2 separate regions of the Homo sapiens genome follow, and region 1 is linked to region 2. Evidence: read pairs that join two places in POLR2A ChIA-PET (ENCODE). Cell type or tissue: HCT116. All regions are shown on one strand. Each heading gives the region's core, and the rest is flanking DNA. Links, peaks and the distances in the headings are about the cores only. Region 1 holds the start of LOC124903334 (a long non-coding RNA gene). Region 2 overlaps RAD51B (RAD51 paralog B).

Region 1 (16,465 bases), core at 4,092-9,091, 120 kb after region 2:
CGTCCAACTCCAAGGAATTCACAACCCTATTCTGTTTCATCAAATACAGGTTTTCTTTCTCTAGGTGGGTTATGTTGAAATGGTGAACCAGGCTGAAGCCACAGGTTGACTGAGTTCTAAATCCAGAAGCACAGCTAGAGGCTCCTGTGGAATGAGAGGGACTAAAATTGCTTCAAGTGCAGTGGATTACTGGGGTTAGACTCACTTCTAAAAATGAAACACTGAAGTGGGGCTTTCTTTTTTTCTTTGTTTTTGAGACAGGATCTCACTCTGTCACCCAGGCTGGAGTGCAGTGGCACAATCTTGGCTCACTGCAACTTCCTCCTCCTAGGTTCAGGCAATTCTCCCACATCAGCCTCCCCAGCAGCTGGGACTACAGGCGCGTGCCACCACGCCAGGCTAATTTTTGTATTTTTTGGTACAGACAGGGTTTCGCCATGTTGGCCAGGCTGGTCTTGAACTCTTGACCTCAGGTCATCTGTAAGGTGGAGCTTACTAGGAAAGAACGTTGAAAAACAGCTGCTGATGATATATCTGAGACTATTTCTTATAGGAAACTGTAGGTCTATGGAGGCAGGAGAAATAATCACAGCCCAGCAACCAGAAGCTAGGATGCTTTCACTACTAAGGGAGAGATCACTAACACCATAGCTGGGAAAGATCTTAAATCATCACTTGATTCTGAACCAGAGACCTCTACAAAATCTCTAGGATAGAAGAAAATGAGGAGAAAGAAGAAAGAAGACCTTACTCTCTAAATTAGTATCCAAGCAAAAATATTCAACACTAAGAAAACCAGTCAACAAAATCAACATTTGTTATCTAATCTTGTCCAAAAGAAATTAAAATAATGGAACAATCTGACTAAAACTTTAAACTAAATTTGCCTAAATACTCAAAGAGAAATAACATCTACTTTAAAAAGGATATTGTGAAATAAAGCAGGCAGAAATAAGAATTGGCAAATATGAAAAAGAATGAATTAAAAAGATAAAATACACAGATAGGATAAATTCTAGACATGAAATAGATGAAGATAAAATTAGTGAATAGGAAGATAGTATTTAAGAAGCCACCAAAACGTAGTGCAAGTCAGAGTTAAGGGCATGAAGATATACTGAGAAGCTCCAATTTTTATACATACATATGAGATAGTAAACCTATCTACCTCAAGGATAAAAATGATAGTATTAAAAGTTGTGGCTGGGCACAGTGGCTCACACTTGTAACCTCAGCACTTTGGGAGGCAGAGGCAGGAGGATCTCTTGAGCCCAGGAGTTCAAGACTAGCCTGGGCAATGTGGCGAGACCCCATCTCTACAAAAAATTTAAAAAAAAAATGCCAGTCATAATGGCATGCACCTATAGTCCCAGCTTCTTCGAGGGCTGATATGGGAGGATTGCTGGAGCCCAGAAGGTCAAGGCTACAGTGAGCCATGATTGTGCTACTACACTCCAGCCTGGGCAACAGAGAAAGACCCTGTCTCAAAAAAAAAAAAAAAAAAAAAAAGAGATAAAGAAAGAAAAAAACAAAGTTACCAGGGAGAAAAGAGAGTTATTTATAAAGGAATGATAGCTGCATTGATAATAGACATCTTACTAACAATAGATTCCAGCAGACAGTGGAGTAGTATCTTCAAATATCTGAAAGGGGAAAAAAATCACTTGTAAAGCCAGAGTTTTATACCTAGCTAAACTAGCTTTCAAGAGCCGATTTAAAAGAAAGACAGTTTTAGGATTTTTTTAAAATGAAGTTTATATCAGTCTTGAGTCTTCACTGAAAGAACCATTAAAATATGTATTATATCAAGAAAAACTCAGTTTCAAGGCAGGACATAGAAATCAAGAAACTATAGTGGACACAGAAATAAATAAGTTAAAATAGACTTACTTCAACTGACTATAAAATAACTAAATCTAGAGTTTAAAATAAAAGTTAAATAAAAAAGTAATATGTTGAGATAATATGTTAGTAGAAAGAGTATTTACTGGGTAAAGTGTGCTAAGAGTCTTGCCTTGTTCAGGGAGGAGGATAAGATATTGAAAATTTCAGACTTTGAAACATATATAATTAAATGTGTATGGTAAAACTTTAAGGTAATTATGAATAGAAAAGAACATCAATCTATAGGTTCTAAACCAACAAAGGAGAAAGCAGAATATAGAAAATCTCACCAACCTAAGAGAAGACAGGAAAGACAAAAAAAAAATGAAAGAAGACAGGAAAGAAGAAAAAAACCTAAGAGAAGATAAGAAAGAAAGAAAATAAATAGAAAACTAAATAAAATGGAAGAAGTAAGTCAAATATGATGGTAACTACAATAAATGTAAGCTGATTAAATGTGTCTATTAAAAATTGGAGAATATCAGATTAGAATTTTTAAAGTATTCAGTTATAAGCTATTTTCAAAAGACCCACTTAGGCCAAACCACACAAATAAAGAGATGACAAAAGACATACCACAAAATGCTAACCAAAAGAAAGGTGGGTGGTGTCACAGTAAGGCAAATGGAATCTTGGGAAATATATGTTAATAGGGATAGAGAGATATATAATGATATAAGAAAAGATAATATTCATGAACCTATATGCCCCTAAAAACATAACCTTGAAATTCAAAACATGTAAAGCAAAAACTAAGAAAATGTAAAAATGTAAAATTGTGTTAAATTTAAATTTATTTTTACAGAAATTTATTAAAAACATAAAAGATATAACCACAAACTGATATATCCTTTACTCAAAATCCAACAATAGGCCAGGCATGGTGGCTCACACTTATAATCCTAGCACTTTGGGAGGCCGAGGCAGGAGAATCACTTGAGTTCAGGAGTTTGAGACCAGCCTAGACGAGATAGGAAGACCCTGTCACTACGAAAAATAATTTAGAAATTAGCCAGATGTGGTGACTATTCTGGAGGCTGAGGAGGGAGAATTGCTTGAGCCTGGGAGGTTGAAGCTGCAGTAAGACAAGGTGACATGCCACTGCCCTCCAACCTGGGTGACAGAGAGAGACCCTATCTCAAAAACAAATAAAAACCAAAGTCCAACAATAGAGAATATATGTTCTTTTTTGAAAATATGTTGAACATTTACATAAATTGACATAACAGGCCACACAAAGGAAGGTCTCAACAAATTTGTAAGAATTGTTAACTTATAGAGATATTTTCTGACCACAGTGGAATCTGATTTTTAAAACTCAATAAAAGATGTGTTTAAATCTAGAAGCAAGGAGAACAATAGATTAAGCCTAAAAAAAGCAGAGCAAAATAAAACTATCAGAAATTAATGGAAAAGAAACAACAACAAAAGAATGAACAAATCCAGAAGTTGATTATTCAAAATTACTAGTAAAATAGATAAAACCCTAGCAGGGCTGCTCCAGAAAAAAAGAAAATGCAATAAATAATATTAAGAATTATAAAGAGAACATAATTTATAATGATAGATACAATTGGAATGAAAAAATCATAAAAAATAGAATGAGCAAATCTATGAACAACTTAATACTAGTAGAGGAAGTTAATGATTTTTTTAGAAAAGTAAATTTTGAAAGTTGAATCAAGAATAATTAATTAGAAAATCCAAATCAACCAATAACCCATGTAGGAAATGACTTGCTACCACAAATCAGAGCCTTCTACCCAAAAAACATTGGGCATAGGTGGATTTCTGGGATGTTTGGCCAACCTATCAAGAACAGCTAACCCTTATGTTACACAAACTGTTTGAGAGTGTAGAAGAAAAGGGAAAGTGACTCATCTTATTAGGCACTTGATACCAAACCTAAGAATACAAGAACAGACTAATCCATTATAAACATAGATGAAATTTTTCTAAATAAAATATTAACAATATTAACAGAGATGACATGTCTTAATATAGATGCAGAAAAAAATTATTTTCTAGAATTCAAAGTCCCTTTATTACATAAACTCTTAGCAAAGTAAGAATAGGCAGGAACTTCCTTAACTTGATAAAGAACATATAACCAATACCTTTATAGACAACACACTCAATGATAAAACTTCAGAAGAAAGATGATACCTACTATCACCCTTATTACTCAATATCATTCTGGAAGTCCTACCAGTGCAATGAGAAAAGAAAGAGAAATGAGGTATAAGAATTGAAAAAAAAACAGACAAACCTATCTTTCTTTAAAGATAATATGATTATTTACACAGAAAATCCATTGAATCCACTGTATAGGAAAATTATTATAAATAATAAGAGATTTCATTGAGTTTGCTGAATACAACATCCATATACAAAAGTCAACAGCATTTTCTAGGCACTAGGTAAAACTAATTGGAAGGGAGACAGAGACTGAGATTGTAGCTGGAGGGGAATGTATCAAAGTAGGATTTTTAAAGATGGGAGATTCCTGAGCACTTTGTTTGCTGTTGAGAATAATCCAGTAGAGTGAAAGAAGTTGATTGTGCAGAAAATAGAGGTGGATGACTTAGGAATAAGTCCTGGAGACATCAAGAGAGGATGGGATGCAAAGCACAAGTAGAGGTGTTTGCCTTTAAGAGAAACAGAGCTACTTCTTCCATTGTAATGAGAAGGAAGACAATTCCTATGCCAGTAGTTGTACAGATGTCACAGTGGAGGGATGAGGGAGTTTCTGTCTGATTATTTCTGTTTTCTCAGTAAGACATAAACTGAGATCATCAGTTGAGAGGGGATGATCATTGGAGGTCTGAGGGGAGAAGAGATAAATAGTGACCTCAGAAAAGTTAAAATAAACTTTACTATGGAAAAAAAAATGTAGCCTTTCTGAGCAATGTTGAGTACTCATTTGAGGACTGCAGTCATAGATTTAAAGTGTAATCAGTCAACTCAGTGGAATTACTTTCTCCATTAATCTTAAATTGCTTCAGGACTGTTTCAGCCTAAGCCAGTAGCTGGGTTTAACCAAATTTGAAGATTTTTCTAGGAGAGTTTGGCACGAGGAGAGAGGGGCAAAGGCGTGTAAGGCAGTGTTTATAACAGTGGCCCATGGAATTGATCATGGGTAAAGAGAAAACAAGGACATGCGAGGAGGTGATAAATAGAACAAAACAAAGCAAAACAAAACAAACAATAAAAACAGACAAGCAAGTGAGCTTAACTGAGTGGTCAAAAAATTATTGGAGTAGAAATACTACAGAAGGTTGGCTGGAAGGATGAAAATGGTGGTCGGCGTATAACAATTGAAATCTAGACTTGAAAGGTGGTGATGACAAGGCTAGGCTATGGCCATTTTAATGTAGCTGAAGAAAGTGGAAGAATAGATCACTGGAAGTGAGAAGGTCAGGAACTCAGAGACCAAGGATGTTAAAGTCACCAAGAACGATGACAAAAATAGGGGTGAAAGGAAGGAGTTGTATGCTCAAGTGTTTAATAAATGAATAATAGGTTATTGATGACAGCAATTCAGTGGGAGAAGGGTTATATAATGTGAAGGAATGAGCATCCAAATAGCTGTGGTTTTTAAAGGATAAAGGAGGAGAAAGGGTTTGGAAGTAGCAGTGGAAAGCAAGGAAGCCCATTTCCCTATCTACAGGCTCTGGGATATGGGACAGTGAGATAAAAAACAACCACACTTTTGGGTGCTATGGGGAAAAACCACATCCTCAGGGCCAATCAGGTTTTGGTGAAGGCGCGAAGATGAACAGAATGTTCAAAGAAGAAGATAAAGATTTAGAGGATTTCCAGAAAGCTGAGTGGAGTGGGTGGATATTGGGTCAGATATTAATAGCAGTACCAACATACCTTATCATCTGTCCTCCCGCTCCCACCCCCCCTAGATTGTAAATTCCACAAGGGTAGAGATCTTTGCCTATTTTGTTCATTGATCTGTCCCAAGAACTAAAACAGTGCCTGGAACATTGTGGATGCTCAATACATATTTGTTGATTGATTGATTAATAGTAGCTAATATTTATTGAGCACTAATGTGCCAAGGGTACTAGTAAGTGCTTTATATATATTATTATTGTTATTATTATTATTATTACTCTCCCCATTTTATAGATGAGAACATTGAGGCACAGAAAGGTTAAGTAGCTTGCCTAAGTTCATGGGACTAGCAAGTTGTAGAGCCAAAGTTCAAACACACTCTAGCTCTGGTTTGGTTCTGGAGCCTCTGTATTCTTAAATTCCAAATTACCTCACCTTTTCATGGTTGGTGGATGTACAGAACAATCTCAAAGTAGAAGCCCAGGTAATGGTAAAAGACCAAGGAGGCTAGACCTCTAGTGGAGACTGAGGTTAAAAGTTAAACAATAAATATGAACACTGATTTCAAAAGTTAGTCTAAAAGCTAGCCTAGGGCATTTGCTGCCTCTAATGTCCTATACTCTTGTTCATCTCCTATTGTGATTGTGATCAAGGCACCTTCTACTGTCAGTTCCCAGATCTTTTTATTTCCCACCCCCACCCCTCACCCCCCACATATTGCCCTTCTTCATTATTTTTAGTTTCTGCATATTCCCATTCCGACACCTGGCAAACCTGCCACTCTTTTCCACTGACTTCTCTTAAGGGCAGTCAGGTGCATTGGGACCTAATTTCTAAGCATGTGAATAGTGACACGTCGAGCTTACAGCAGGCCTTAGGATCACCAGGCTGACTCACTGTCATACAGATTCCAACTACAAAAATCATCTGGGAGCGCCCTCCGAAGTGCTAGGATTCTGCTGGCTGTTTTATGAACAGCTCATACTATGAAGTGGAAAAGTAAAGGAACATTCCAACATTTCAGGAAAACCAAGGAAAAAAATGAGTATGTGTAACTGGATGGAGGAAGCCTGGGATAGTACCACTATTTCTGTGTGAAGCCTCTCCTAACTCTCAGTGAGATACATGCTCACTAGGGTCAGGCACATGAAAGGTCTCTAGGAGCACTTGGAGGTTTGGACCAGAGATCAGGACCCACAGTGCACTGGTATTGTTGTGTGTGCTGAGGTTCTTTGGGTGCATGCAACAGAAATGCTTCTGGCTAATGTAAGCCAGAGTTTAAAAGAAGGATATAGAGGTCCCACAGGATTGAGGGAAGGCTGAAGAAGCAGTCTTAGAAATGGGTAAGAAGCAGGCAAATTCCAGAAACTAGGAAGCAGGAAACACAAGGCTCACAAGAGTCCCACAGGTCTGGTCAGGACACTCCACTTGGATGGGATGAAACTCCTGACATCTCCATTCTTTTTGTCCCTCTGTTCAAAATTCACCTTCCATTGAAGGGAGCATCTGATTGGCCCAACTTGGGTCAAAAACCTCCTAATTGCCAGCAATATCCACAGACTGTATCCTACTGGGAAAAGATAATCCGCCAAAAGGAAATTAGATTGTTATTAGGAAAGGGAGATGAGTGCTAGGTGCTCTGGCAGCCACCATTCCCAACCCCTCCCTGGATGTTTAAGAATATATAAAACATTTCAACTTGAGAAAGCAGATTGAATTTTTTTAGAAAAGAATATGTAAAACTGTATTTCTTCTCCAGCTGTACTTTCCGAGCCCTACATTGGTCTAAATGGAAGGATACCTTTCAGTACCAGCCCAGTCATGCTTTTGCATGATTACCTCTATCAAACTCTATTTCTTTGGAAGGAACTCTTAAATTTACTGTCACATAAATGTTTCCTGGTAGCTCAGGTTATCCTTTGTAAAATTCTGTCTACCTCTACAGCTTGAAGTTAATTTTCCTTAAGTCTTCAAAAATAAAAGTTCAGTCTTGTTATTGATTTAGATCCTTGTGGAAATTTTTTAGTATTTCCTTACTCTTTTAAATAGTCTTTTTCCCCCCTTTTGCTGCTTTTCCTATTGGTTTTCTTTCATTAAAAATTGAGACCCAGCCAGTCGCAGTGGCTCATGCCTGTAATCCCAGCACTTTGGGAGGCCGAGGCGGGCGGATCCCTTGAGCCCAGGAGTTTAGGACCAGCCTGGAAACAGAGATGCTGTCTCTACAAAAAAAAATTGAAAAAATTAGCTGGGTGTGGTGGTGAGCATCTATAGTTCCTGCTACTCGGGAGGCTGAGGTGGGAGGATCACTTGAGCATGGGAGGTAGAAGCTGCAGTGAGCCATGCAGTGAGCCATGACTGCACCACTGCACTCCAGCCTGGGTGACAGAGTGAGGTCCTGTCTCAAAAAAAAAAAAAAAAAAGGCACCCAAAATTTTTAGAATGACTGTCACAATAATAGCACATGTCCCTGAATAGAGATCCTACCTTAATGTTGGTTAAAGGGGGTTGCTCTTAAAAAGGAACCATGGCCAGTCGCAGTGGCTCACGCCTGTAATCCCAGCATTTTGGGAGGCCGAGGCGGGCGGATCACGAGGCCAGGAGATTGAGACCATCCTGGCTAACACGGTGAAACCCCGTCTCTACTAAAAATACAAAAAAATTAGCTGGTCGTGGTGGCGGGCGCCTGTAGTCCCAGCTACTCGGGAGGCTGAGGCAGGAGAGTGGCATGAACCCAGGAGGTGGAGCTTGCAGTGAGCCGAGATCGCGCCACTGTACTCCAGCCTGGGCGACAGAGCAAGATTTCGTCTCAAAAAAAAAAAAGGAGCCATGAATCACTGAAACAGATTTTATTTTTGTTTTTGTTTTATTTACCTCTGCAATATCCTTTTAAGATCAGTGTGATAGGAGACCCATCCTAAGGGATTGTTGGAAAAGAGGAAAAACCCTTAATGAAAAGTACTATCATTTTAGTTCTTCTAGATTTAGCCCATATCTTGAGATTAAAAAGACAATTAATGGGATATTTTGAGTGAGACCTTCACATATATGCTCCCTTTGATAAAATTTGTGTCTATGGCAGTTTTTTTTTCTTAATCGACCTTTTCATTTCTTTATTTATTAGTTTAAAATATTTCCATGTGTAATCTCATTTTAGTTTTCAAACGAATTGGTTAGAAGAGGTATTTTGTCCCCATTTTAATTATGTAGAAACTGGTTCACGAAAAGATGATGATTTACCCAAGGTCATGTAGCTAAGTGGTCAAAAAACTAGGCTGAGCATCAAGATGTCTTCATTTCTGGGTGTTTATTTAAGTCAGCGATCTCAAACTGGGGCCAGTAACACACTTAGGTCTTGCTAGGAGGGGACCCTGACTTGGAACCCACGCTTCAAAGAGCCTAACTCTGGCTCTTTCCAGTCCCATGGGCCAAAGAGCCAAGACACCTCACATTCTGGGTCCCAGGTTCCCAGAGTCCTGTCAAATGTCACCAAGTCCATTTGAGTCTGTCCTCCTAAGGGCATTCTGCACCTTTGATGTGAGCAACATTAAGCCAGAGGGACAGCCAAGGGGAGGCTGTTTGAGGAATCAGGGGATAGACAGAGCTTGACTCCCACAGGTGTGCAGGCTGGAGCTGGGGTGAGAAGGGGAGGGCCGGGGGCCAGGAGCCAGCTCTTCTCTGCTGCCCTGTATCTGTGTGCAACTCCAAGATGTCCCAGGACTCTGAATTCTCACACCTGGCTGCCAGGTCTTTAGGAAGGCATATTTTTTCATTGTAGGCAAACAGAATATATTTTGTTTAACAGTTAGTGAGCTTGATTTATACTTTTAAATATTTAGACATATGATATGGGGCCTCCATTTGTACTCTTGCTCCAGGCCCTGCAAATGTTAGGGGTGGGCTTGCAGAACGCCAACATAGTTTGTTTGGCTAGCACACCGCTTTTTTTTTTTTTCTTTTTTAACATCTTGAATTAGTTTCTAACACTAACAATTGGGAGATTTTGAATAAGAATAGAGATTTCTGATTTCTCTTTTTTAAAATTACAGAAAATCATGGGCCTTCCTACTTGTATGGCGAAAAAGAGCTGGGGCTGAGCAGGATCAGCCTGCCCTGGGTGGGGCTGGGCCAGTGTTTCCTGATTGGCCACAGTTCCCACCTGTTTCCCTTCTCTCATTTCGGTAACCTCTGATCTCTCTGGCCACTGAGGGCATTTGAGTTTGTCACCCTTGATTTACATCCTTCTTTAGATATGTCCTTTCTGTATAAAGCCACCATGCCATCACATTTAACACATTGTTTTTGCCTCTTTTCTACAACTTCCCTCAAAGAAAGTTTTTTTCTCCATTAGCTAAGTGTAAATCCCTACATTTTAGTATGGATAAATGCCTATAATTTTGCCATCTTATTCCCTAACTTCTGAATCTTGGGAAATCATTAAAACAACAGCTAGGAACTTCAAGAGAGCAGTTGCTCTCCACAGGGATCCCCCCTTTCTCCATGCCATGCGAACTGGAAACCCAGTGCAATGGATTTTCTCACTTTGACCCCAGTGAGGGAGGGAGATTTTTGATAACTGACAAAGAGCTTTTGTTCAGGTTTGCAACAGGATGGATCAGCCAGCCCCACCTCATGGCCCCATGCTTCTTCCAGGTTCATCTTCCCCTTCTGCCCCAGAAAAGCCCCCAGCCACAGCCTCCTTGCCTCCAAGTCGCCAGCACTCCGCCCCCTCCTCCGCCTGCCTCTCAGTCTGGAAAACAGCTTTGCACGTTAACCTCCAGGGGCATTCACTGGGTTTCCAGAGGGGTCCCCAGCCCCACAGGCTGCCAAAATAGGCTCTTTACACTCCATAGATGGGAGAGAAAAATCTGCTTGTTCGGTTGCAACTGTCAAGCAAAGGACATGCTGAGCTCAGATAGAAATAGCAGCAGGGTCAGGGCAGGGCAAGGCCCCAGCATTTCATTAGCTCGGCCCAGCTAAGGGTGATTGAATGCACACAGTGGCCCATGAATGGGGCCATGGAGGGCAGCCACACAGTGCAGCACAGAAAAATCATTCTTTGGCCGCTGTCAGCTGGCTCAATGGGACTTAATTATTGGGATAATGAGAACTGATTTTCATTGTTTTAATTTTGGGGAAGGGGTGAGAAAGGAGGGACTTTTCTTCCTCATCTGGGTGAAAGGATGCTAAACTGTGGCCTCTAACGGTCCCGTATCCTCCAGGCTGCTGTTGGCTCCTGTGTTTGCTGTTCTTTATCAGTGCTGTAAGAGAGTGTTAGGATGGTCATCTGTGTCAGTGTCTCCTTTAGGGCCTATAAACCTGGCAGGATGTGTCCTCAGAAGAGCATTTCTGTGCTGGCATCCACGGTGAGCAGCTGTACCAAAGCAATAGAGGGACAGAGAGAAGCCACTGGACAGAGCTGCCCATGCTCAGCCCCTTCCAAATGCCTCCAGGACATGAGGGAATCCTACCCTGCTCCTTTTTTTTTTTTTTTTTTTTTTTTTAAATACAGGATCTAGAGAATTCAAATGATCTGCTCGAGGCAAACATAGGATCGTCTGAGTTCCTTGCACCCTGTTCAAGGTTCAAGAGCCTAGGACTCTACTGCAGACCACACCACAACACTGTTGGATCATCAGACCTCTTCTAGCTACGAATCCTTGACAATTGAGATAAGGTCCACTTACATGAACCCTGAAAGTCATTACATATGACTTATTCAGCCCTCCCTTATTCAATTTGATTCACTTGCCACCTTCCCAAGATCTTACTCTTCATGTGGAAATGAGAGACTTATTTATTGCTCAGCTTGTTCCCTCATTTCTCTAGGTAACATGTACTACTAGTGGGATCATCAAACAATAAGTATTTGCAAAACTGGGCTTAGCGTGGTTCTAGGTGCTGTGCAAGTATATAATGACACCCCCCAACCCAAAGAAAGTCACCTGGGGAGACCTGAAACAATTAGAGAAACACACAAGGGGACCCTAATTGAATGTGAATCTCTCTAGCCAACCAAAAGAAAGAGAGGGTGGGTTTAAGGGTAGTGAGGGACACTTTGTGAAGAAATGACAGCTTGTGAGGACTCCAAGGTTGAGTAGAATTTCAACAAAGAGCAAAGAATGGAATTGGATGGTGTGTTCGAGAGAAGGAAACAGACATTATTGGAATAAAGATTCCATGTAGGGAAGAAGGTTGAGTTGAAGAGTAGGGCCAGATGATGTGAAGTTTGGAAAGAGAGGCAGGGCATGCTTTCTTCACCCACAACTATAATACATCTTTGACCATAAAAAGTGGTTGTTATTGCTATCATTTGTTTTTGTTTTCACTTTGCCCCTTCAAGTTCTTGAAAAAGATAGTCATAAAAGAAGAGGGTATGCCCTCATTCATGGAGCACAGAGAAGGAAGCCCTCTGTGATGTTTCCAGATGTGTAGGTTTAGGCTCTAGACCAGTGCTGGTGCCTTCCTGGGACTGCCCAAGCCAATCACCAGGGAGAGGCTGCAGATCCTTTCTCTGCTCAGCTCCGTTCGGGCTCCTCTTTTCTTGAAGATTTGACAGATATTGGTTAAGTTCTTCAAATCTGACAACTGGGTTCTTTGTGGCAAAGAATAGGTGGCTAAGGAGAACTGGCTCTAACAGGCTAATAGCCTACCTGGCCCCTTTCCAGCAGGAGAAATGCCATAGTCCTTCCCAGAAGCACATCTTATATGCACAGTCCTCACAGAGTGTGTCTGTGCATCAGAATCAATTAATCATGCCTGTCAGGAGGGGGAATGGCCCCTCTGGCTGAAACAGTGGAAGGAGCCCTCGTGATTGAAGACCACTTTGCCTTGGAAACTCATGCAGGTCAGAGGGGAAAGTTGAGTCTAGATGGCATGCGGTATTCCTTGGGTATGTTTTCTCATCCCTGAAATTTGCCCATGTCACCCAACTAACTGCTTGTAGCAAAGCTGTATTGTCAGTGCAATCCTTTGGGGCCTTGTTTGGGCCTGAAGAAGCCATTCATTTCTTAAAGAAGAAAAAGCTGGCAAAGTGGAATTTGTAGTAACAGCTGTTAGTATTTAAAACTTTTGTTTCAAGATCTTCAGGCACTTAAAAATGACTTTAAATGGCCACTCTGCAAGAGTCTATCTTTTACAAGGCAGCCTGTGAGATCTTTCTCAAAACAAGCCTCATCTCATCTCCTCTTTTATTGAGATCCCCATTGGTCCTCTATTTTGTATAGAAGTGGTTCCCAAACTTTTTTGATTTAACACCCCATCAGTAAACAATTTTGAATAGGTACTCTCAATATACATATATTTCTTTTTATATTATACACATGTATTACTTTCCTAATATATTATGTACATTATAAAACATATACAAAAGTAATTTTTTTAAAGGCTGAGATAAAGATGAAGTAAGCAATAGTTTAAAATGTCTTGTCAATTATGATGGCTTCATACTGTCATTAGCTAATATGTCAAAAGCACAATAAATATGTCAGGGGAGTTCCATTTATATCATTTGAATGATATAAATCCTTATATCTAGTAGTTTTCATGGAAATTTCTAACTGTTTTGGCTTGACTTCTTGTTACATGCAAATATTTGGTCATTGTCTTCACTTTGTAATATGGCCGAAGAAAACTTGTTCTAAGGGCAGTGTCAATGCTATTATTCTTATTATTTGCTTGTGCTTATACTACTAATATTATCTTTGATCCATTGTTTCCATGCAGGAATATTTTAATCCACTTGTCCATTTTGTGTGTGTTAGATTAAATTTGATAATATCCATAATCCAATGAGTCAGGAATGTGCAAATTGTAGTGATTCATATGTCATTGAAAGCCCCAGGGGAGTGAGGACTGAGGACACCATTTGCCGCCTCTGCAATGTGCAGGTCCTAATCTTGCCACAAGATATCTCATGAACAATTCATGACACATAACAATGGCTGTGAGGAGCCCGTTGTCAATATTTATATCAAATGTTGTAAGTCCATGTTTTTTATTTCCTAGAAAAAAATAAGTTCAAATTCTAGTACTTTCTGACTTCTAAATTCTAATGGATCATCTTGTGTATCTCTGGGGCATGCATCCTATTTCGAGACCAGATGTCTACAGGATGGATTTCAAACCCATTAGCCTTGACTTACAGGGTCCTTCTCTGTCCAAACTCAGCCCATCTTTCCAGCCTCATCTCCCATTGTTCCCTGTCTTATACCAAGGAGACATCCCATTGCTTTTTAAACATGAAATATTCTTTAATAACTCCATTCTTTTGTGCTTACTCTTCCAGCCAACTGGAATGCCTTTCTCCCATTCTCTAACCCAAGTTAAATCTTCGTAAGATGTCTGATTCCCTTAGAGCAGAGGTCAGCAACCTTTCTGTAAAAGGCCAGTCGTAAATATTTCAAGCTTTGCAAGCCATATTGTCTCTGCCAACTACTCAATTTTATCATTGTAGTGCAAAAACAGCCATAGGCAATATGTAAACAAATAAGCATGGTTGTGTTCTAAAAAAAATTTCTTTACAAAAATAGGTAGTGGGCTGGATTTGGTCCTTGGGCTGTAGTTTGCCAACCCCTGCCTTAGAGAACCTGTCACTCTTCTACTACTGCCATCCTAGCTTTTTCTCCATGATTATCTGTTTACAAGCACATTTTGCCAAAATACTAAATTCTTTGAAGTCAACACTTTTATTCCTATTCCCTAAAAGCTAGAAATCTGGAAATAGAAATGATTCAATAAAGACATATTATTGAATATCAAGAATTATCATTATGTTGCTGGTGGAAAAAAGTGGAGAAAAATTCTTCGGTTGGGTACAAGATTAAATGGCTTACTTCTAAGATTTATCTAAAATAAAAGATTATATAAAAATACAAATTAATGAGATGGAAGGATTTGTCTTGAGTTGGAACTAGGTCTTCTAAAAGGGCAGTCAGTGTCCTGCTCATCTGATCACCCATGTTCATATTCCTGCCACATTGTTTTGGCCCACAGCTTCGATGAGACCTAGAGAATCACTTCCTTTTCAACCATACAGCCACCGCTGGGGCCAACCACTCCCTACGTTTGTATAATGCTGTATGGTTTTCAAAGCAAGTAGCACAATTCCTATTTGGTAGATAAGGCAATTGAGGCATATTAAATGACTTGCCCTATGAATGATATAACTGGGACTTCTGATTCCTAATCTAGGACTCTTTTTGTTACACCAGACAGCCTCTCAGGAAATTAGAACAAAAAAATGACATATTGCAAAATTAAGTCAAAGAATAAATTAACCCCATTTGAAAGTCCAAGGAGACCTTCAGACAAATGTGTATCAGAATTTCAATGGTATTTGGCAGAGTTGGCCTAATGGAAGTGTGGACACCCTGCCAACTTTGCATAAGATACATAAATCTCAAAATCAATTTAACTAACTTTCATTTATCTTGGAAACACAAAAATTTAGACTAGAACTTGGCAGGAATAAAGAGATTTACACCAAGCCTGCATCCCCACTACTCTTGTAAACTGTTTCATGAACCCCAGTGTTGAAGACCTCACTGTTTTGTTTGACTCTGAAGGCCGCCTACGCATACTTGCTGCTGGAGGAAGGTTAATACTGACTCAGAAGCAAGAGGACCACTGACTGAATCACCACCACTTACTACAGTCCTCTGCTCTGTATTCCTTGGAAATCTCTTGCCTCAGCTTGGGCTTAACCCAACCCACTTAGAAGGAGAGAACAATTTTACAGCCCCGCATGGAGTGACTCCAAGCCAATCGTATCTGTTTCCAAGTGATCTGACGCAGCAAGCAGATTGTATTTCCTTTGGAGGCTTGGCTGAGAATTGTTGGGTTGGCAACACTGAACCAGAGTGAATAAAATAAGACTGTCAAGAAAAATCTGAAATGGCCCCTAAAGAGATAGGACTAATGAAATGCTCAGGTCAGGGGTGGGGTGCTTTCTGGGCAGACTGAAAAAAGAAAGGAGGACCAGGTGACCATGTGTGAAATTCAAGAGTCAACAATGATCTAGGTAAGCCAGGCAGATTGGCACATGCCCAGTACTTTTCTGAGAGCAGGCATCAAGCCTAAAAAAATGCACAAAATCTACCTCTTATTTTTATTCTTACCTTTAATCAGATTTTTTATTGAAGTTTTTTCATGGTTGGTTACCTATCCACCTTCCTCCCATCCTGCCAAAGAAGGCAGGGACTCCAAATGCATTTGCCAAAAACCAACAGACCCCTGTGTTCAATTATTGTGGGCTTAGGGAATAGTAATTAAGGAGTTCCAGGGATGGGATGTGGGAGCAGCAAAGGAGTTAGGTTTCACTTAAGGTCCTTGGGAATAAATAAATATTCTGTCACTAGGATGAATGGGGTTGGTTCTTCACAGATCATGTAAAGGGACAGGCTTAGCCCTAGAACCAACTCATGATCTAGATGAGTTTCTGTTCAGATGGATAAGGGCATATCTTTGAGCACCAGGTTCCATGGGCACATATCTGGTTCATTATTCTTTGCTTTGCTTGTGCAAAATTATTTTCAAAGGCAAAGACACGGGGACAAAGTTGGGCTCTTTGAGGCTGTTCCTTGAGCAAAGAGGTGTATGCCTCTGGCTGCCCACTTGGCAGTGGATATCTTCATGCTTCTTTTTTCCACCCAAATATTATGGCCACTGGAGTATTTGTAGGAAACAGTCTAAAAAAAGACAACACTCACTTCCCCTTGCTTCAGGCTCTTCACAGTCA
Region 2 (16,465 bases), core at 3,898-8,897:
TTGCTCTGGGTCCGTTGGTGAGTGCACCTACTGATGAATGAACATGAAGGCCTAGGACACTGCTGTACACTACTGTAGACTTCATAAACCCCGTATCCTTAGGCTATATTCATTGATAGAGACATTTTTCTTTCTTCAATAATAAATTAACCTTTGATTACTATCACTTTTTTACTTCATAAATGTTTTAATTTTTTAACTTTTTGATCTTGTAATAACATAACTGAAAATACAAACATTGCATAGCTGTTCAAAAACATTTTCTTTATATCCTTATTCTATAATCTTATTTCTGTTTTTTAGATTTTTTTACCTTTTTAAACTTTTTTGTTAAAAATTAAGACACAGACACACACATTAGCCTAGGACTACACAGGATCAATATCATCAATATCACTGTCTTCCACCCGCCCATCTTGTCTCACTGGAAAGTCTTCAGGGGCAATAACACGCATGAAGCTGTCATCTCCTATGATAACAATGCCTTCTTCTGCAATACCTCCTGAAGGATCTTCCTGAGGCTGTTTTACAGTTAACTTCTTAAAATAAGTAGAATATACTCTAAAATCATGATTAAAAAAAGTATAGTAAGTACATAGTACATAAAAGTATAGTAAATACATTAAAAGTATAGTAAATACATAAACTACATAAAAGTATATATAGTAAATACATCAATATAGATATGATAAAAAGTATAGTAAATACATAAAAGTGTAGTAACTACATAACTGGTTTTTGTATTTACTAAACTGGTTATTATAAGTAGAATAGACTCTAAAATATTGATAAAAAGTATAGTAAATACATATAATAAGATCAAGTATTATGTACTATGCATAACTGTATGTGCTATACTTTTATACAGCTGAGATTATAGTAGGTTTATTTACCCTGCATCACCACAAGCATGTGAGTATGCATTGTGCTATGATGTTACCATTGCTGTGACATCACTAGGTGATAGGAATTTATTAGCTGCATGATAATGTTATGGGGCCACTGTCATATTTGCAGTCTGTCATTTGCTGAAACATCATTGTGCAGAGCACGACTCTGTATTAAAGGTGATAAGAAAAGCACACAAATAATATACCACAGGTAGAAAATGATTGTAATATGAGACAGTAAAATAAAGTATTATAGAAGTTTACAGGAGGAAGACATTATTTCTGTGAAGATTAGAGAAATTGGCACATAGGAAGTAGCATTGAAGGCAGAGTAGATTTGGGACATGTGAACATAGGGGAGTTCCAGATGAGGGAGGGACATGGGAAATAAGTGATTAAGTAGGAACACAGTTGTGGGAAATGGAGCAGGGGGAAGAAGTCTGGAAGGGCAGGTGGGCGCAGGGTAGAAAGTCCTTGAATGCCAGTGTTAGGAATTTAGAATTCTCTGAAGACACTTGGGAGCCACTGAAAGGTTTTGAGCCTGCTGGTTGTAAATGGGAGGGTGGTGTGCTTAGGTGTGTGCTTGGAGGAGGTTAATCAGGTAGTAAAACAGAGGGTGGCTTTAGTAGGGAGAAAGCCACAGCAGCACAGACAACAGGCAACTAAAGCAGTCACACCAGGTGAAAGCTAATGTGGGTCTAAGGTTGATTTAGGAGGAATGGAGAGTCAGGAATGGATCTAAGGGTGAGGTAGGAGAAATGAATGGATGGATATAGGTAGGATTTTACAGTTAAATCAGTAAGACCTCTCAATTTATTGCAAGTGAGAAGCATGAGAGAAGGAAACATTTTGAAAATGGAGCTGAGGTTTTAAACCAGATTAACTGGAGGGTCAAAGGAAGGAACAGAGATGGAGTAGATTTATATGGGAAAATATGAGCTTGCTTTGATGATACTGAATTTGCAGTGCTAAAATTTATGATGTAGACTTGCAGTTCTTGTGGTTAAAAGTGGAAGACAAGTGTTGAGACAAGCCAAAGGTTGCGACAAAGGCGTAGAAACCATCCACCTTGTCAAATGGGCTCTCATCCTTTTCAAAGTGGAGCCATGCCATGTAGAGCAGACACTGCAAGCTTGATGGGAATGAGGCATATCTGGCTCAAAAGCATGTTTATTTGTGTGTTTTTAAAAGTGTAAATATTGAACCAACATTTTAAAATCAGGAAATTATACTTAAAAAGCATTGATTTCTGGCTTCCGTTTTAAAAATCAAAATTGCGCTTTAAAGTTAGCGCAATTAAAAAATCATATCACTATGATTTTTAAAAATCAAAAGATGTGATTATAAAAGTTTTTTACAATTTTAAAATAAATAAATAAGATGTGACTAACTATGAACTCACATTGCCACATGACAACAGCTAGAGCTGAACAGAGACTGCCCCCTTGAGATCCTGGATGAATTCTCGAACTCACCACAGTACTCACCACTTCCCCTCATCTCCTAAGGCTTTAATTGAAAGTCAGTTACTAAATCTATAGAGAAAAAAAAAATAGGTTAATGGTTGCCAAGAGCTGGAGGTGGGCAGGGAATGAGGTGTTGGGGACTGATGGCCAGTGGGTGTGGGATTTCTTTTTAGGGGTTTGAAATGTTCTAAAGTTAATTGTGGTAATGGCTGAACATCTCTGTGAATATAGAAAAAGCTGCTGAACTGTACACTTGAAATTGGAGGAGGTATGATAGCAAATTATCTCAATAGAGCTGTTTTTCTAAAATGCAAATATAGTTGCTATTGCCCTTGCAGTGTTGATTTTCTTATAGTAGAAAATATTTTTCTATAAGTCTATTTCTATCAAAAAGGGGAAAATGAAAAGTTAGACTGAGAGGGTTGTGAATTTCAAGAGAAATGGTAAAGACTATATCTCTTAGTGGGGGTGAAGAAGTTCTACATGTTAATATGCAAGCACTTGGCCTCTTTACTAATGTACATTATTTTCCTGGATACTGAAAGCATCTGGTATTAGACAAGAAAAAATGTGGTCATGCCCCACTCCCTAAGGTCCACCCACAACTAAGAAGAAAGAGAAAACAAAGGCAGAAAAAGGAAAGGAGTAATCAACATGGTAAAAGGAGAAGCAGAAGAGGCCAGTAGATTGGATGCCAAGGAAGGGGGAAGCTTTATCAACTGCTGACAAGAGGTCAAGGAGGATGAGGCCAGGGAAGTCAGGAGGTCATGGGAGACCATCCAGTGAGGAGGCTGAGAGAGGTGAAGCCAGAGAGAGATGCAGAGGCAGCTGACAAAGTGCTCAGAGTGCATTGTTTAGGAGATAGTATTTAATCTCAGGCATGAAGGACTACTGAAGGCATTTTAAGTAGGGGAATGATGTGATCAGATCGGAACAATCTAGATTATTTGTTTTCACATTAATTTGTGCATATTTTGAATTGTGTGCATAATGAACTGAGGTTACCCCAAATTTTATTCTTTCTTACACTAAATTCTCTTTCAATCTGATATCCCCAGGCTTGTTGAGACCTTGGTTATTGATTTCCATCTCATTCATTCCTGTTCCTGCTTGAACCAGGAAATAGATATATATGGTTGGTGTTATCTGACCCAGGGGTTCTCAACTTCAGCACTGCTGTATTTTGGGCTGGATAATTCTTTGTTGTAGGATGCTGTCCTATGCATTATAAAATGGTTAGCAGCATCACCAGCCTCTACCCTCTAGATGCCAGTAACACTGCGAGTTAGACATTGCCAATAAAATCACCCTCCAGCCAAGAACCACTGAACTACATTTGTCTGTTGCAGCATTTGGGCCCAGGTGCTTAAGGCCATGTGCAGTTAGTAGACCACCCTGAAAGGTGTCTGCCCTGGAAAAAAAAAGACCAATTCCTACTCCACACTGAGGCGTACAAATCAGATGATGTAGTAAGGGGACAACGGATGACACATTCAAGGCCTCATTTTGTTTTAGCTAATTCAGTGGACTTCAACCTCTATGTAGTCTCCTCATAGAAAAAAGATCGCATCTGGAGGCAACAAGGCACACTAAATGTCCAACTGTGCCCTCCTAAGGTTAGGATTCCTGTCATGGCCTAGGGCCAAAGTTGGTTCAGAGGAGGCCTTGGGCACAGGGCACAGGGGTTCAGAGGAGGCCTCGGGCACAGGGCACAGGGGTTCAGAGGAGGCCTTGGGATGTGCTGGACATGATAGTGGGAGCTGGCTTCTATGCAGCAGGACTTGTTGGCTTGCCTTCAAGGGGGAAGGAGCAGGTAGGGAACAGAAAGGGTTTTCTCATGGTGATATCAAGAAGGGTCAGTAAAGCTTTGGAGATGTAAGATGCAATTTGGAGGAGGCTAGGAACTCAGATAGAGTTTACTTCAGACCCTCTTCCTTATAGGAAAGTCTTAGAAGGTAAAGGAATGTTTCTCTTGGAATAGGGATGTCTAAAACAGCTTACCTATGAAATGCTGAGATCTTCTAGATTCCTTTTTTTGCGTTGTGTATACGGGGGGGTGGGAGGACCAGGGAATTTTACATGTATATGCCACCATTTCTATATTGATAGGGAAAATTGAGTTAAGACTCTTGTCTAGCTAAAAATGTCTAACAACTCTATTAAACTAAGACTATTTCATAACTGGTTCTTATTCTGTGGAGTAGCATTATGCCTTAGATATTGAATGGCTAGATTTACTAGTAGCAATGGCTCTGAGCTATCTTGCAATGCAACCTCTTTTTGATATATAACTCTGTTATTATTTGGCCCAGTGGTGGTCACTTTCACCAAGGCTGAAGGAAACCCCTGCTGGTTTTTAGTCTCATATTCCTTAACCCCTCTCCTACTTCACTGATTCCTCAAGTTCTGTGGTAATGAACTGAGCCTCCAAGTACTCTCTGGACTACTGGCAATGAGTAATGTCTGGACTTCATGTGAAATGCCATCTCAAGAAAGGGCATCTGAAAGCGTGCTTTTACCATTTCATTTCAGGCACTTCTGGATCCAGCTGTGTGATAGCCGCACTAGGAAATACCTGGAGTCACAGTGTGAATACCCGGCTGATCCTCCAGTACCTTGATTCAGAGAGAAGACAGGTGGGTGCTTTGACAGTATTCTCTGACTATGAAGGTCGGGGAATGAGATATACCAAGCAATCTGAGCGTCTTCTGAAAATGCTGGCCGCATTGTCTGTCCTGAGCCAGCAGCAGCTATTAGGGCCTAAAGAAACCAGCATTTCTGCTTGTCCCAACAACAGTTATAATAAAGTGGGGAGACAAGTCACACACAGGAAAAAACATAAGAATTGATCCCACAGAGTCAGCATTTCTCTGATATTTGTAAGTGACCAAGGACCACACCTCTAAGGGTATCCAATTCTCTATCTCTAAATGATCATTTCACTTAGATTGTATTTGTTGAGGACTAATTTGTATATGAATTAAATAATGATGATGCTTTTTCTTGAAGTATGTGTACTTTGAAAATCTTAGGCCAGCAGATGCTGCCAAGTGAATAAATTATTCCCCAGATACTAGGTACTTTTACATTAACGCATACACCTGTAGTGTAAAGTACTGAATGATGCTAGAAAGACCTCCAAATGGTTGGTCACTTTCTCAGAGTTCCCTATTTGTGGTTTCTATCCTGGCCAAAACTGAAAATCCTTCCCTTACATCCAGAAAGTTTACTTTCTACCTCCTTTTAAGTCTTCTGTCTTCATTCTTCATTCCAAAGAAAAGGACACCACTGTCTGACCTCTTTGGTAAAGCTTTGGTAAAATGTTTCATAATAAAAAAATTCTTTTTCCTAATGACTAACCTCAACTTTATCCTGCTGTGTGACCAGATTCAATCTAGTTTCTCCTAAAAGCAGGAGGAAGAAGACGGGTGATTATTTTGATTTTTTGGATAGGACAGAATTCAGAAGCCAGATTTGCCCACCTTGCTAAATATATATCAAATCCAGGCCATTTAGATACAGAGGCATGAAATGTCACACTGGTGATCCTTTCTGGAGAAAATGGCAGAAAAGCTGTTGTTGCCTTTACCTGCATTAGGTAAACTGGCTCTTTTTCAAGGAAGCAGGAATCATCAAAAACAGGCGTGAGCTATTGCCTGTTCTAGACATAATTTTCCAAACCAGAGAATTCTTCTTGGTTTGCTTTGGACTATGTAAATAATATTCCAGCTTGGTGATCACGTCAGCCATGTCCTGAGAAGATAGAGCTGCTTGTTTCTATTCAGGGAAACATTCTTGAGTTTTCAGGCCCTGGACTACTCATTACCTCAATGGCACCTTTTCCCTGAAGAGTCTGGTATCCTAGGTTCTGAAGCTGTTATTTCTCTTTTTAGTGGAACACATTCCAAAATATTCCTGGGGAATCTAATGACCTTTGGTAGTAAATCATGTTAAATAGCTGTGTTGCAGCTTTCAGGGATATCATTAAGGATTGTTGAACACACCTATGTAAACTTTATCAGAGGAAGCAAAATTCCTTGTGAATCAATGTTGAGTCATTCGTTTTCATGGATCCTTGATCCCACTCCTTGAAAACTTATAGTTTATCTCTGTTTCAGGTTTTAGATTTTAGAAGCCATTCTTACTGTTACACACGGAATTTATGATTTCATCTATTATATATGGTATCATGGGTTCAAGGCTCCCAAATCCTAGTTTTACTAATTCCAGTTAGAATTTATAAGTGAATAAAGAAATTAGAGCCATATTTTTACTTTTCTTTTGTTTTAATAAATTAACCAGTCAGTGTCAACAGGAAGTAGCTGGTAGGACAAATGCTATTTTTTATGTCTCTTTGGTGACTGGAGGATGTTGGTGGCTCTTGGCTTTTGGCTGATAAGGTCAAATGCAGGCCAGTGGTCATAAGGAGAACCAGGAGCAAAGTGTAGATGGATCAGTGACAGTTCATCAACTCCCATCCCATTAGATGGGTCAGTCATGTTATCTTAATTTACAAAAGACAACTTGTTACTATCATTACTAATCAATAAGAAGCAGACTTAAATGCCTTGGAATCATGTTTTCAAACAATAATTAGAAATTAATGTAAAATATGGCCAGTGTTAAAATGGCCAACCCAGGCAAAGAACATACATTTAATTAATCTATAGAAATATGCATGCCTTTGGGGACCAGTTGTTAAATTTGTGACCTAATAACTAGAATAAAGTTTGATATAGAAAAAACATGTCTCTGTCTAGTGACCTTATCTTGCCTTAGCAGAGGGTGTGCTTAGTGATTCCCTGAGTCTTTCCTGTGGTCTTATTTTATGAAAAACCATAGAAGCCATACGAAGCGAAGGCTTTTCTGGGATATGTGCATAAAACAGTACTTTAAAGCTAACCTTTAAGGTAATTGCACCAAGTAGTACTTTCTTATAACACCATTTAGTAGCAGAACGTGCCTAGATAATTCTAGGGTAGTAAGACCTCTGGGACACCAGCCACTTAGAGAAGATAACAGGTATAGTTTTTTGTTTTTTAGGGTTTTTTTTCCAATGCCCAAGCAGAGGCCACTACACCCAGGGATCAAGGTTATGGGATGAGGATTATATTTTATCCCGTTTCTATGACATTGAGCTCTACACCAGGGCTCTTGAATGTGAGGCTTAGTTTCAGATCACAGGCCTGGAAGGGGGTCAGGTCAAGCTGAGCAGACCTTCAAGCCGATTAACCCAAGAGCTGAATTGTGTTGTCTGAGGGAAGGAGTCCTCCCTGGCTGATTATTTTCTTTACACCCTGGAAACTTTGCAAAATTTTATAACCAAGAAAGAAATCTTATCAGGGCCACAAGCCAAGTTAATTTTCTTGCTTATTCTGCTTCAGTGTTTGCAAAAACTCTCTTAAGAAGCTGGAAAACATTTTCTTTTGGACTAATTTAGCTTTTTTTCCATTTGACTTTTATTTACTCTTTTCCTACTCTGCTTCAATCCTGCCCCACCCTTTTTGCAACATTTTTATTCTTACCAAAGACATGTTCTTAGAGTAGAATTAAAATGGCCTCTCCTACTTTTTGTAGTTGTTGTTGTTTTAAACCATCGAAAATATGTTTTGGTCTACCCCGTGCATGGTATGGGGATATAAAGAAGTAGAAGACTAGTTCCTGCCCTCGAGGTCCAAACAAACTAATACTGAGGTACTGTTACAAGGCAGTGTTTGATTTGTTGTCTAATGAGTGGTTAAAACAGTAACTGCTTTGACTCTAAAGGAAGGTAACATCATCAGAGGCATATTAAGTCTTTTCAGGAAAAGGTGAGACTTGAGTATTACCTTAAAATCAGTGATTCTCGGCAGGACGCAGTGGCTCATGCCTGTAATCCCAGCACTTTTGGGAGGCCAAGGTGGGTGAATCGCCTCAGGTCAGGAGTTCGAGACCAGCCTGACCAACATGGTAAAACCCCATCTCTACTAAAAAAAAAAAAAAAAAAAAAAAATAGCCAGGCGTGGTGGCGCATACCTGTAGTCCCAGCTACCCAGGAGGCTGAGGTAGGAGAATCACTTGAACCCAGGAGGCAAAGGTTACAGTGAGTAGAGAGTGTGCCACTGCACTCAAGCCTGGGTGACAGAGCAAGACTCTGTCTCAAAAAAAAAAAAAAAAAAAAAAAAAAAATCAGTGGTTCTCAAACCTGGCTGCACTTAAGGCTCATCACAGGAGCATTTATACCAATGCCAATGCCCCACCCTGACCAGTTAAATCAAAATCTCTGCCAGTAGAGCTGAGCATCAGTGTTTATTTTATTTGTAAAGCTCCCCCATGTGATTCTAATGTGCAGCCAAGGTTGGGAACCTCTGCCTTAAATAATAGATAAGATTCAGGTAGTCAGAAAGGGGAGGTGCTGGGGTAGAGTGAGCTGCAGCTGAAGAACAAACAGGAGGATAGGCTGCATCGTCAGAGGGCACAGGCTGGGTTTTGCCTTGTAACAAGAGCAGAGGGTTTGGGCACTCATTCATTTGACAAACCTTTATTTAATCACCTCTTCTCTGCTAGTCACTGTGTAACTAGTTGCGCTGGAGATTCAAGAAAACAAAAACAGGTAAGAGATGGTTGATACCCTCTGGTTGTTCACAGTCTACTTGAGGAAACAGATAAGCATGTAAACCGGACTTGCAGTAAGAGCACAGTGAATGAAGTAAGTCTAGAGGAGATGGGGGGTCCTGGCACTAAGGAAGGTTCTCTAGCGATGAATGAGGCAGAGCATGAGGCAGAGAGGAGTGGCCGAGGCCTTCACTTGGGAAACTCTTGCTATTACAAAGTGCCTTCTAGCGAGGGCTGGAAAAGCTAGAGTAAGGCTGGTTATACTTGAAAGAAGGAAGAAAAACTCGATAAAAATATTCACATTTATACAATTTCTCCTCAAATCCTCATGAAGTCTGGTCTTACAAACTACAAATGGGATTATATAAATTTTCAAGTGCCCTAGAAAGAGTAATGAAGTAAATGAATCCTGACTAAGCCTCACACCCGCTTGATGAAATAAATATTATGACTCTCTTATTTCAACAAATTGGAAAGAGGTCTTTTTTTCATATAGGAGGTTTATTTAAATGAACTTTCTAATAATATTTTCATTTCTATTTAGGAGGCACCCTGAAATTATGGGATGCTTGAGGGGCGAGCCTGAAGTACCTAGTAAATTGTTGACAGAACCAATATCACTCAAGCTGCTGATCCACACTTGAATCTGTAGGCTTTTCTCAAAGTCCTAGTTTTGCATCTTAGAAGTATTGCATCTTGGAAGTATTTCTTTGCATCTTGGAAATATTCAATGTTTCCTTTCTGGTGATAGGATTCTCAGTGTCCATTTTATATTTTCGAAGACTCAAATATCATCACTGTGAAGACTTCCCTGACACCAGCTGTGATCCGTCCCTCTTCCCTCTGGCCCACACTTGCACCTGGCCCTTGTCTCTATTCTTAGACTTCTGAGCCCTGAATTATGAGCCCCTTGAGGTCTATAACTGAATTTATCTGCATACCCTCAAATGTAAGGGCAGTGCTTGACACTTACACAGTAGATACATTTATTTTGAAAGAGAGAGAGAAAGCAAGAAAAAGAAATGCACTCCCTGTAGCTACTCGTGAACCCAGTCTGAAGGACGAAGGACTGCTTATTTAGAATCATTCTTCCGCATAGAAATTGAGTTTTACAATTTAACCATTCCTTTAAAATGTTAGTAATTGTCGGTTTAAAATGTTAGCATCAAACCTTGACAATTATAAGCAGATACTTAAATAGAAATACTGTAAGAATACTGAAGATAGGAATACTTTTTGCAGAACCAGCCTGCTGTAGTCTATGGGAGGATGGGAGTCAGGCTTCCCCTGGAATCTTATGGGATAGCCTTTGTGTAAGCAAGCCAGAACCCTAAACACAGACCCAGGCTGAGGGAGAGAAGGGTTCTGCAGCTGCTTTCAGGGACCAGATAGCATGAGGAGGGTAGGAAATCTTTGTTGCTATCTTCTACAAGTCTTAACTTCTCCTCTCTGTGGTTGGACAGGCTTAATGAAAGACTGAATAACCAAAGAAAAGTTGATAAATTTTTTTTCCCAGATAAGCTAAAGGGTAGATGTGGGGCAGCATGTCAGGCTTATATTCATATTCACCCAAAGAAAGATATCGAGGATGATGTTTTACCTGATGTAAGTCATAGTTGTATATCTCCCTACTCCTAGATTCCTCCAAAGAAGGATTCAGGCTTAGTTGCCCTAACTCAAAAGGAACCTCTCTCCCTTGGTGGCATGGTTCCAGGTCGCTGTACTTGTTCTCTTGTTTTCTACTCCAGCTCACCTGCTGTTTTTAGGCAAGGAGGATTATGTGAGTATGTGTGTGTGTGACTAGATCCCGCCAGAGGAGAAGTTCGGCTGTGCTGCAGGGGTAGATGAAAACTCTTTTTAAGCATAAATACCTATAGAAATAGCAAAGGGAACATAAAATCCAGTCAAGTACATTATCTTGGGTATAAATGTCTCCTCCCTTTCCAGAGCTGCTCAAGTGTGAAATCCAAGCCCCTGCCCACACTCTTGCAACAGAAGTGCTCTAACAGGTATTAAGTGGATTGGGGAAATAAATAAAAGGGGAACCCAGAATGGTGGCATTAAAAGAATCCCTTTTTTCAGGCAATGTATTGGCACTAGGCACTAGGCAAATGTATTAAAATCTGAGGAAATCCTACGGAAAGTGTGTGGTCCCAGTGAATGAATACAATGAGCTGCTACTCACAGTGCAGGGACTGAGAAAGGGCAACACAGACACCCAAGTGGTCATCTCCCATTTCCATCTCCACATTTGAGATAAGAATACCTGTATCTTTCCTACCACCCACAAACAAACAAGCAAACCATGGGACTCCCTTTGAAAAAAGTCAATATATCCAAGAAATCACTATTTCTGAATGAGCTCAAGTAGAGAGAACTTTCTCTTAAGAGGGTTCCGCTGGAAATTGCCAGCTGAAAATACACAGGTACAATGACTCCCACGCTGGAGATGAAGGGTCCCCTTTCCCATGCTTTGACCACGATAGACCGTGTACCTTTGCTAAGGTGGAGAGTCAGTCTTTCCTAGGAGATTTTGAGCCAAATAAAATAAAAACAAAACACGGGTGAGAGAACCACCATGATGTTTTAAAAGGCGAAAGATTTACGCGATTTGAAGAGAAACCAGAGTATACCACCATGATGTTTTAAACATCATTTTTTATCAAATATAGTTACAAAATTAACCGTTACCACCATTTCAAAAAGGTAAAGGCACTTTAACACCAAAAAGTAGAAAGGACATATCTAGAAGGAAGAATACATGTATTGATATATTTAAACTGAAAACATTTCTTTTTATGGCAGACTTAGCACATGTCCTTACTTCTCTCTTTGAGGCGCATGAGCTCTGACCATCACAGGACAAATGACTGGTCCTCTTACAGAGCATGTAGGTGGTTTACCCTTTAATGAGCCACTCATTTCACTAGCATTTTATCACCTCTGTTGTTCTCCTCCAGCTCTGACTTATTTTATTTTTATATGCTGTTTGTCTGGTACCAATTCCCCTTGTGCAGTGACCCTGCCTGCTCTAACTTGCTAAGTAAACTAGGCCAAATACCTGGGCAGGAGATTTCTAGAGAAATCTGAGCAGTTGCAGGAAGTAGAAGAGACACAGGGCTTTGGAACCAAATTGAAGACCCTGTTGTCTGGCTTGGGAAGAAAAATATTTTCAGTTGGGAAACAACATCGGAAACAGCTATGAGATCTCTTGGACAAGGCGCTGCCCTGAAAGTCAAGGACCTTGAAATTTATTTGGCTCATTTGAGAATGAAGATTGGACAGGATGTTTTATTTTAGCCTTAGCTGGTTAGCTGTGAGTGAGAAGAAAATGGGCAACCTCATTGGCTAGGGAAAGTAAAAAGGAAAGAAGGGTTCAATACCTGCCTAAACTATGAACTGATTTACAAATGAATCAGCACTTTCACTAGAACAAAAAGCATTTAGAATATGACAGTGCCCATCTGAGATACAGTCTAGAGATCATCTTCTCCAGTGAGTCTCAAGTACAGTAAATTTAAAAATCCCAGGTGTTTGTGAACAATGAAGATCCCAGGCCCCATCCCCAGTGCTGTATTCAGTGAGGGCAGTGCCAAGCCTAGGATCTGCAGTTTTTAGCAAGCACTTTGGGTGATTCTTACATGGGTGTTCTTCAGTTTCATACTCCATTCTAGCCCCTTTGTTTTACAGATGGCGGTAAGCAATTGATATTAACTAATTTATTCAGGGTCACACAACTAGTAGGTAGCAGAAATGGAACAGAAATTCAATTCTTTCAATTCTGAATGTGTTGCTATTTTCACTTTACTCTGGTGACTTTTAGTAGATAGATTCTAGGCAAAAAAGTCCCCAAACCCAATCAAATTATTGGGTTTGCAGGTGATATATTTATATCTCTCATGACTTTCAGTGGTTTATAAAGAGCTCCTAAAGAACTGTGCAGGAAAAAAAAAAAATTTAAGCACCATCTCACCCCACATTGCAATCAATTACAAGATAAAAGTCATCTTTTAAATTCTTGAACCCAAATCTGAATATGTGGCTTTTTCCAAGTTAAACTTCACAGTGAGCATGAACTCCCCAGTCAAGTGACTTTCCTTATAGACAACATCCTGCCACAGGGCTGGCTATGCTACCGCTCTCCTACAGACAGCCATTTGTGCTCATGGACATCTCCCTTAAATCCTGGCTCCCTAGTCCCCATCTTCATAGGCTAAAGGTGTGTAATGGGAGAACCAACTTTGTCTGATCTTGCGAGCATGGGAGCTTTTTGGTTATCACATTTTTGAGTCAGTCAATCTTTATTTTGAAAAAGCAGGGCAGGACAGAGGGAGGAAGAGAGGCTGAGGGCAGGCAGCAGCCTGTGTGGGAACCCATTTCCTGCCATCCTAGGGTCCCATAGTTGATAATGGACAACATCCTTGCTTGGTTCTTGTGCACCAGGTGATACTAATTTAAATTCCTCTTTATTTTCTAGTGATGGAAAGGAGTTAGCCTTTACTGAGTACCTATGAGTTTGCAGGGATCATTTTTGACCCTTTGTGTTTTATTTCCATCAATTCCTCCAATAACCCTTCAGCATAGATCTGATCATCTCTATTTTTACAAATAGAAGAACTTAGCTGATAACATAAATAACTCATATTCAGTGATAGCATCAATATTTGAAACCAAGTTTGTATAGTTCCAGACCCTCAGTTCTTTTTCCTGTACCATGTGCTCTGAGATGTAAGATGGTGGTTGTGTTACCGGAAAGGGATCTCAATCCAGACCCCAAGAGAGGGTTCTTGGACCTCATGCAAGAAAGAATTTGGGGTGAGTCCATAAAGAGTCTACTTTGTGCCAGAGTTCATAAAGTGAAAGCAAGTTTATTAAGAAAGTAAAGGAATAAAGTATGGCTACTCCACAGCACAGCAACCCGAAGAGCTGCTGGCTCGCTATTTTTATGGGTTTTTTTTTTATTATATGCTAAACAAGAAGTGGATTATTCATGAGTTTTCCTGTAAAGAGGTGGGCAATTCCCAGAACTGGGCGTTCCTCCCCTTTTTAGACCATATACGGTAACTTCCTGATGTTGTCATGCCATTTGTAAACTGTCATGATGTTGGTGGGAGTGTCTTTTAACATGCTAATGCATTATAATTAGCGTATAATGAGCAGTGAGGACACCAGAGATCATGTTCATCATCATCTTGGATTGGTGGGCTTTGGCCAACTTCTTTACTGCAACCTGCTTTATCAGCAATGTCTTTGTGACCTGTATCTTTTCTGACCTCCTATCTCATGCTGTGACTTGGAATGCCTAACCTCCTGGGAATACAGACCAATAGGTCTCAGCCTTATTTTTACAGCTTGTTTTCAAGACAGAGTCACTCTGGTTCAAATGCCTCTGACAGTTATCACTGTTTTAATTTAGGAATAAAATGAGGTGCTAGAAAAGGAGGCCTTGACTTGGTGATGATTCTGCTGGGTTGCAATGAATGGTCCTTATTATCTTCCTCTCTGACTTTCCTGAACGATGATTAGACCTAGAATGTCATTTGGTTTACCTGTAAAACTTAGTGAGTTATGTATTAGGATAGCCCCTCCCACCCTGGGGCAGGAACATGAAAGCAGTGAGATGAGGAGCTTCTTCTTGCTTTTTTTCTCTTGCTCTAGGCATTATTTGACTTTGAAATACTCCTGGCATTTTCCTGTGATTCTGAAGTGCCCCTTCCTCTGCTTGTGTGTGTGAGATTTGAAAGCTTATCACACATGTGGCTAAAGCAGGTCCAGCTTGGAGCATTCGTCTTCTGGCTGCTGTTGCTGGGGGAGTATCCCTGCTGTGAGATGCTACGCCGCCTGAGCCTGTGGCCTCTGCTTATCTCCTGGGGTGGCTGTGGCTGTGAGGTGCACAGCATGGTACAATGCTAGTTTTCATTTCAAGTCCTTTCTTGATGTCACTGATGGGTGCAATGAGTGGAGTGGGGGGACCTCAGGCCCTTCCAAATTCTTTCTTTTTTGTTGTTGTTATTTAGTTTTTATTTCATAATCATAAACTTAACTCTGCAATCCATCTAGGCATGGGAGGGAACAAGGAAAACATGGAACCCAAAGGGAACTGCAGCGAGAGCACAAAGATTCTAGGATACTGCGAGCAAACGGGGTGGAGGGGTGCTCTCCTGAGCTACGGAAGGAATGGTCTGGTGGTTAAGATAAAACACAAGTCAAACTTATTCGAGTTGTCCACAGTCAGCAATGGTGATCTTCTTGCTGGTCTTGCCATTCCTGGACCCAAAGCACTCCATGCCTCCACAATATTCGTGCCTTCTTTCACTTTGCCAAAGAGCACGTGCTTGCCATCCAACCACTCAGTCTTGGCAGTGCAGATGAAAAACTGGGAACCATTTGTGTTGGGTCCAGCATTTGCCATGGACAAGATGCCAGGACCTGTATGCTTTAGGATGAAGTTCTCATTTTCAAATTTCTCCGTGTAGATGGACTTGCCACCAGTGCCATTATGGTGACTTCACAGTCACCACCCTGACACATAAACCCTGGAATAATTCTGTGAAAGCAGGAAACCTTATAACCAAATCCTTTCTCTCCAGTGCTCGGAGCACGAAAATTTTCTGCTGTCTTTGGGATCTTGTCTGCAAACAGCTCGAAGGAGACATGGCCCAAGGGCTCGCTGTCGACGGCAAATTCAAAGAACATGGTGGGGTTGACCATGGCTAATAGTACACGGTTTTCCTCAGCGGTGGCGTCCGCAGAGCACCCAAATTCTTAATAGCTTATAAAATTAGGGGTAGAGGAGGTTGGGTGCGGCAGCTCACGCCTGTAATCCCAGCACTTTGGGAGGCCGAGGCAGGTGGATCACGAGGTCAGGAGTTTGAGCCCAGCCTGGCCAAGGTGGTGAAACCCCGTCTCTACTAAAAATACAAAAATTAGCCAAGTATGGTGGCAGACACCTGTAATCCCAGCTACTTGGGAGGCTGAGGCAGGGAATTGCTTGAACCCGGGAGGTGGAAGTTGCAGTGAGCCAAGATCGCACCACTGCACTCCAGCCTGGGTGACATGGCGAGTCTCCATCTCAAAAAAAAAAAAAAAAAAATTAGGGGTAGAGGAATGGGAAGCAGACAAAAGGTTTACATTGTGGAGGTTTGAGGAGAAATGAATCAAATAAGTCTCTAGCATTCTGTTTGACTTTATGTTAGTCTGATTATGTTACCATAACATTTTATGATATGCTACACATTATCTGATGGGTGATTAATTTTCAAATGTAATACAAATCATTGAGCTTTCCTGATTTCTGCCGCTGTAAATAATTTGGAATTTTCAGTTACTGCAAAGTTGACATAGTCACTCCTTCCTTCCTGTAACCTTCACCTTACCTTGTTGTCCCCTCCCTGCCCCCAAGCTTCCCTGGATTTTTAAATCAGCCAGTGGCTCCTGGCAACTGTCTTAGAATGCTTGAAGCCGAGGTTTTTTTTCACTGAGGGTCTCTTTCTAGAAGTTTCTCTTCTTACCTTG

The links. Peaks named below come from ENCODE experiments on the same cell type or tissue, not always from the same donor. Only the 100,000 strongest peaks of a DNase experiment are listed, where the experiment ranks them.
Region 1: POLR2A ChIA-PET joins it to region 2 with 7 read pairs; 5 of 35 experiments call an interaction of 5 or more read pairs at or near these places.

Annotation. Positions count from the first base shown.
Region 1 is chr14:68,528,961-68,545,425 of GRCh38, forward strand. It overlaps LOC124903334 (a long non-coding RNA gene), which reads right to left and starts at 8,544. Exons shown (of 3, transcript XR_007064223.1): 1 at 1-8,544. It also overlaps a transcript of RAD51B not described here. RefSeq lists an enhancer at 10,474-11,034. In HCT116, for the core only: no CTCF peak of the experiment used is centred there; a DNase peak (open chromatin) is centred at 6,641; H3K27ac peaks cover 1,488 bases.
Region 2 is chr14:68,406,536-68,423,000 of GRCh38, forward strand. It overlaps RAD51B (RAD51 paralog B), which reads left to right. Exons shown (of 11, transcript NM_133510.4): 9 at 4,889-4,992. It also overlaps the pseudogene PPIAP6. Among named protein-coding and RNA genes, the nearest start is that of RAD51B-AS1, 270 kb to the right of the region's middle. In HCT116, for the core only: no CTCF peak of the experiment used is centred there; a DNase peak (open chromatin) is centred at 6,396; H3K4me3 peaks cover 818 bases; H3K27ac peaks cover 3,062 bases.